Regions from separate parts of the Homo sapiens genome. Here region 1 is linked to region 2. A link is a contact called in ENCODE Hi-C or POLR2A ChIA-PET data. All regions are on one chromosome and are shown on one strand. Each heading gives the region's core, a stretch centred on a gene start or an enhancer-like site at or near the end of the contact. The rest is flanking DNA. Distances are from core to core; before and after follow the strand shown.

Region 1 (3,212 bases), core at 566-3,065, 230 kb before region 2:
GTATTTAATCTTTCCCTTATAAATATCTAAGCAGCACTTGAAATATTAGGTTCAAACTTAGACTTCTGCATAACTCTCTAAAATTTTTATTTCTCCCATAAGAAAAGTAAGAGTACCTAAATATACCAGAAGGAAGGTAATACTAACTCAGAGCACAATGGCACACGCTGACCTCTGCTAGAATTCCTATGGAGTTGTTTAACACAACTCAATACAGATTTTCAGCAGACACAAATTATTTTCAAAGATCTTTGAGGCCCAGCATGGTGGCATATGGCCTGTAATCCCAACTATTCAGGAGGCTGATGGGGGAGGATCGCTTGAGTCCAGGAATTCAAATCCAGCCTAGGCAAAATAGTGAGACCCTGTCTCAATTTTTTTTTTTAAACGATTTTAGAGAAGAAGTTACCAAACCACAAACGTTTGGCAAAGGGAGGCTCAGAGTCAAACTGAAACCCTGGCAAGACCCATGTCCTCAACTTAGGTTATTTGATTCAATAAGTTAACACACCAGAAAGAGTTGAGAGCAATTTCTGGAACACAGAAAAGTACTCAGTAAATGTTAACTCTGATTATTATCATTCTTGAGAAGCATGAAGGTCAAGTGGTTAAGAGCACAGACTTTGGAGTCAGACTGCCTGAAAAGGAATTCCCATCCTATCACTTGCCAGCCATGTGACTCTAGTCAAGATACTTAACTTCTTAGAGCTCCAGTTTTCTCATCTTTAAAATGGAATAATGTGGTTTCTACTATGTAGGAATGTGGTGAAGATTAAGTGAGAAATATCAAGCATTACAAACAGTGCTTGGCATACTGTAAAGCCCTCAATAAATAATAGCACTTGTTATTATTTTAACTTCACACATCTGAAACAATGGGTTCATTTGTTACTCCTATTGAAAATGTTCAGATGGTAAAAATATTGTAATAAAATCTGATAGAAAAAACTGATTTAAACTGTGAATGGTCTTCAGGATTATATGATGAATGTAAATAAACCTTTCCTTGGAAATATTCTGAGGAAAAAAAGTACTGCACAGATTTGCTCTAACAAAAACATATTTCCATCTGATACCATCAGACAGACTCTAGTTATATTGCTGTGCCAAAAATCTACATATTATTCTTAATACAAACTTTACAAAGGAAAAGACAACAAATCCAGAGCCTTTTGGCTAGAGAAGCAGTTACAAGCAGAAATGAAATATAAGGGCCAAAACACTTTCTGTTATTTAGGTCTATTTGTTCAGCTTAATGTACACCATTTAGGTCAGTCTACCAATTCCCTCTCAGATTTAAAAAAAAAAAAAAAAATGAGTGGGGGGCAGGGGGGATGAGAAGAGAGAAAAAAATCTTTTTAATAGCACTGTTTTACTCTAACCAGTTATCAAATACTCCCAGCTCTAAAAGTCTCTTACCACTCACAGTTGATGGCTAAACTTGAGAGGAGTAATTGATCTTCTTCATCTATTTCTCTACAGGTTTCAATTGGTACAAAAATGTGTATATACTTCTCAAATGCAATCACAAGAATATAAAACAATGACAAATTTGATGGGTGACATCTTTTGCTATTTTTAAAAAAGCTGAATCCAAACTCGTAAGATTTAAAGAAGGAAAAGTAAGGTTGTCACTCTTTCTTAAAATTAAAGCCTGAGAAAACACACACACAAATTAAGCCTTAAATCCTATGGGCATTCAGTTGCTTTTCCAAAACTATCTGAACTCCTCTGTAGGTCCACAAACAAGACGTTCATTGTGTGGATCTGTAAATTGTATGACGTCACTGAAACACAAGCACCAATTGGTATTATAAACAGTTTGTGTTTCCAAGGATACTGGGAACTTTAAATACCCTGCATTTATACAAAGCCCAAGAGCACGACCTTCCTAACAATACAAGGAGCCTGCCCACTTTCTCTTTTTAGTCACTGTTTTCAGCAGAGAAAGGATACTGATTTTGCTAATAATTCCTCCAAATAATATACTTGGAATATTCCTCAATCATTCAATTATTCGTCTTTATATTCTTAATATAATGACACCAAAAAAAGAGGATTAAGAATTTAAATAGCCCTAGCAGGCCCCTAATAGAGAGACTCTCAAAAGGCTAGCTAGGCTGGAGTCCTTTAAGAAAACTTCATGATATAGATTTTTTGTAATGCAAAGCACATCAACACTTTTTTTTTTTTTTTTGAGACAGTCTCACTCTGTCACCCAGGCTGGAGTACAGTGGTGCAATCTCAACTCACTGCAACCTCCACCTCCCAGGTTCAAGCAATTCTCTGCCTCAGCCTCCTGAGTAGCTGGGATGACAGGCGCCCACCACCACACCAGGCTACTTTTTTTGTATTTTTAGTAGAGACGGGGTTTCACCATCTTGGCCAGGCTGGTCTTTAACTCCTGATCTCGTGATCCACCAGCCTCCCAAAATGCTGGGATTACACGCGTTGAGTCACCACGCCCATCCAACACTTCTAATTAATCCTTACAGTTATGTTCCTCTGTGTTATGAAGTACTCTTTTAGTAACACAGAGCACTTATGTGCATTTCCTGGAAAAGTTACTTTTCTTTACTTACTATTCACCTTGAACTCACATATAAAAATTCAGTATATAAACTTGTTTGTGTTAGCTGGAGTAACTACTGCAACATAAAAACACAGGTGGAATATGGGGTGATTATATTATTGTTAAAAGTCAAAAAGGTTGTATGTCTTTATAAAGGTATACAAAAAAAGATATGTAGAGCTAAGTTGTTATAAACGTCTGTAGCTAAGCTCTTCTCTAATACCTATCCAGAGGTAGGCCTAAATATTTATATTATGCTCACATCAAATTTATTTGTTTTCCATGAGTTACAAACATGAGGGTTTGGACAATTCCAGAGTTCTTATTTTTCTACTTAGGAGATAAATATTTTAATCAAGTATTTCTCAAAATACAGATTGGAAACTGGCAAGGAAAAAAGGGAGAATTCACAGAGACTAAAATTAGAGAGTTCCAAAGAGCTGTTTAATAATGATGGCAGCAGCAAGGAGCTCGGAGCTGTATGAATAGAATGACCTCCACACCTTCTGGCTCTTCTCCTTACTGCATCTCACATTCAGACTGTTCTAACGCCAAGATTATAGAACAACAACAATTTCTATTTAGCATTCACAGTTCATCAATTTATTAAACACTGAATATCAGTCTAAGTACAATAACA
Region 2 (3,526 bases), core at 793-3,292:
TAGAAGGCGGAGGTTGCAGTGAGCCAAGATCATGCCACTGCACTCCAGCCTGGGCAACAGAGTGAGACTCCGTCTCAAAAACAAAACAAACAAACAAACAAACAAAACCTAATGCCAAAGGATCAGAGAGAAGAAGAGTGTGGATTTCTTAGCAGCCCTCTGCCTGATTTTTGTTCCCAGTCTACCCCTAGATCCTGCACATGTGGACAAGTGACTGATTTTTGTTGTTGAAATTTATTTAAAGGGATGTAAGTATAGCTTAGCATGTATATAGTACATGTACATTTTATACAGATATATATCATGAAAGATAGAGTGATTGCAAATAGTTACCGTGTTTTGTTTTCAGGGTGTTTGATTGTATCTCGACAGTTAGAACCATTTCCTTCTGTTTATATTTGCTGAAATACTGGTTGGGGGGAAGATGTCATACACAATTGAGTTATTCCCCTGGCAGCTCAAGTAGGAAACATCATCATTAATTCAGAAATTTCAGAGGTGAAAAAGGAAAGGGCAGACAGCACCAGTTCATCCAGTTGAGCCAAGTACTGTCTGAATAAACACAGTTCATGTCCTTGAGGGCCCTACAGGCCAGCAGAAGAGACTTGAAAACAGATAAATAAATAGGATGAACATTGTCACTGGGGTGCTATAGGAGGTCCCAGTGATTAGGGTCAAAAGTACCTGTGTACCTGTGATTCTCTGTGCTTTTGCACATTCTTGAAATTTTCATTTGTGTCATGGTAAGATTGAGACTGCTATAGCTTCCCAGGTTGTGATGGTGAAATCTTATGTTTACTTTCCTGTGCTTTGAGTATAACACCTTACCTCTCTACCTGCATATGGAGAGGAGGAGGGGCACCTAAATCCTCAGCTCCGAAAGCTGTTGGAATAGCCTGTCGATCAGTGTTTTCTCATCTCCATGGTGTTGTGTTTTACAGATAACCTAATCTTTAAACAATATGTTTTTAGGAATGGACTTTTCTGGGACAGTATTGGAGACAGGCACAGATGTCAGGACAGTTAAAGAGGTAAATTAATTGAAGTCTAGGGAATCAATGTATATGTAGCTATGAAAAATATGCTAACTTCATTTGTAGCCAAAGGGTCTTGCTTCTACTGGCTTTTGCCTGCAGACACCAAAGGGAAACCTAACTAGAAAGGTAAGAAACAAAATTCTTTCTGGGGAAAGGAAGTAATTGGAAGTTCCTGGCTTCATTAAACTTTTCATTATGAATAAAAGGCGGCACCTCAGTCTTTAACCAAGAGGACAGAGAATTTGATTCTCTTGTGAAATTAAGAGTGGGCTTCTAATTCAAATCAACCTTTCCCTTACTCTCTCTCTTCGTCTCAAATGTGCTCACTCAAATTGGCTTCACAGCCTGGTGGTGGTATTGAGAGAGTTATTATTTTATTTACTAAACAGTAACTCTGAATAATTAAGACCAACCTGTGTCTTATGGAGTCAGAGATGTGCATTTTTTTTTCTTTTTTGATTAATTCAGGAAAAGGAATGCAAGGTCATACATTTGCACATATCCTTAATGGTATGTTTCCTTTAGGGAGATAGAGTTATTGGCACAAGAAACTTTAATTGTATGGCTGAAGAATGCGTCACTGACCAGAAGGTATCTGTACCACTCAAGATTAATGGTTGAAGATGTTTTTTCTCCTTTGTTTTTCTTTAATTTCCACCTATCCCTCATTCCTGTCTTCCCCTCTCCCTCTTTTTCTTTGTATTTATTTGGTCATGTCTTGTTTCTCAGCTAAGCACTTCATTTTTTCAAATGTTAAACTCCTTCTCTTCATTAATGTGACAACACTTTGCACAGAGCTTTGTTTGCATTGAGTGTTTTAATGAAGAACAACATTTTGTTTTCTGAGTCCTTGAGCTGGCTGTTCATTTGGACTAGGTAGTTTTAGTAGAAAAGCTGGTTTTGGGCATTGAGCTGGATGTAATGGGCTTCTCCCAGACACAAAGCTTATGAAAGAGATAGCCCTGGGAATGGAGCCAGCCAGGGTAGTCTAGCATGGTTGTGCAGGGTGTGAATGGTGCCCCCTGGTGGTGGACAGTACACAATTGTCCCCACCAGCTTTACTGAGGTAAAACTGACATACCAGACCATTCACCCATCACAGTACAGTGATCTGTGTTCCATTCTCTACCTGTTGGCTCCTTTCTGAGCCAGATGCTAGCCTTGGGGTTTTGAAGTCTGATGCATTCAAGTTCTGAAATCTGCTACAGCTTGCTTAGTTTTGACTTCCACTGGGCTTGGTTATGGGCAAGTGATTCCCTTTACAAATCAGTCACTGAATCAAATCCTAATATTTACTGAGCAGCCTTTACGACTTAGGTACATACACTCAATCTGTAAGTCACTGTTATCTCTTTTTTAGGACCTGTGGCAGATTCCAGAAAAGGTCTCCCTATAAGAAGCTGCTGTCCTCCCTATAACTTATGGCACTGCGATTTTTGCTCTTGAGCATTGGGCCCGTACCCAGCCTGGGTAAGGACTGTGTAGATGACAGAAGGCTAGAAAGTACCCTTCTCTTGATATCAGAAGTGTCCGACAAGGCCATGCCCCACCTCTTCCCTTCCCTTCCCTTCCTTTTGGCTGAGGAAAGGCCAAAGGGAGGTAGCCACTTGAGATTGGGGTTTTTTGACTGTGAGGACATCCTTCTGTCTGAGAGGAGATGATAGGCTGTGAACTTGGCCATTGTGAATTGGAGAAATACCTCTCTCAAATGTGACCGCCCTGGAGATCTCATAAAAGTATTAAAGTGTAGATAGTTGGTTTATTTAAACCCATTTCACTCTGAGTTTATTAGAGGCCTATGGTATTTGTTTCTGTGAGGCCTTGTTGAGTGTGTCAGATGGGACATTTCAGGAGAAAAGGTGCTGAAGTTTGACTCTTTACCTGGAGCATACGTACTACTTCTTGATCTTTTCAGAGAGGTGAGACTCAGAATTGCTTCAGAGAGGTGGGTTTAGTTGAGCAGTGGCCATTACATGCTCATCACCTTGTAACATTGGGCAGTATCTAATATGAGAAGGATTTTAAGATAGAATTTCTGAAGAATAAATTGGAGTGGTAGCTCAAAGGAAGGGTTGCCACTGATATGAGGGAGAGGCTACCTAGAGAGATTCAGGAATATTTTTCCTGGGAGGTCTTCAAAACTGAACCCAATTAGCACTAATCTAGAAGTCACATCCGTAAGCTTACAGGGTGGAGAACAGATGTATATGAAGGTTTGAATGAAACGACCTCTAACATTCTTGCTTTAAAATGTTCTGTTTCTAAAATATTTGTGAAATCATATTACTGGTTGACTTCTGAAGGTTTCTGAAGTAGCATTCATCTTTCTTTGGCACAGAGTTGTTTTAGTGACGGCAGCAGCTGGAGCCACAGGCCTTGCAGTGATGTAGCAACAAATGTTCTTCAGGCCAAGGTTATTTGTATGTTAGAGTCACCACTTACAAAAATCATAACTCCAGTTTTCAAACATATATTTATTCAAACAATAT

What was found. Hi-C counts contacts between places; a loop is a spot of excess contacts on that map. ChIA-PET counts read pairs that join two places held with the same protein, here RNA polymerase II (POLR2A). Pooled maps may share reads with other maps.
Region 1: a loop to region 2 is called in a pooled map, with 4 times the contacts of the local background. The contact joins two enhancer-like sites. A Hi-C loop is called at or near these places in 9 of 168 maps with a recorded cell type or tissue (HAP-1, heart left ventricle, left lung and 5 more), 1 of 37 single-sample maps with no recorded cell type and 1 of 50 pooled maps. POLR2A ChIA-PET finds 5 or more read pairs at or near these places in 6 of 52 experiments (AG04449, BJ, MCF 10A and 3 more).

Annotation. Positions count from the first base shown.
Region 1 is chr1:178,260,899-178,264,110 of GRCh38, reverse strand. All of the region lies in intron 1 of RASAL2 (RAS protein activator like 2), which reads right to left. Among named protein-coding and RNA genes, the nearest start is that of RASAL2, 170 kb to the right of the region's middle. Within about 2 kb of position 1,815, at least 2 of the 41 ENCODE cell types and tissues checked have a DNase peak (open chromatin) inside an H3K27ac peak, as active enhancers do.
Region 2 is chr1:178,030,532-178,034,057 of GRCh38, reverse strand. It overlaps CRYZL2P-SEC16B (CRYZL2P-SEC16B readthrough), which reads left to right. Exons shown (of 32, transcript NM_001356506.2): 4 at 973-1,031; 5 at 1,563-1,628; 6 at 2,398-2,507. It also overlaps the pseudogene CRYZL2P. Among named protein-coding and RNA genes, the nearest start is that of CRYZL2P-SEC16B, 5.7 kb to the left of the region's middle. Within about 2 kb of position 2,042, at least 6 of the 41 ENCODE cell types and tissues checked have a DNase peak (open chromatin) inside an H3K27ac peak, as active enhancers do.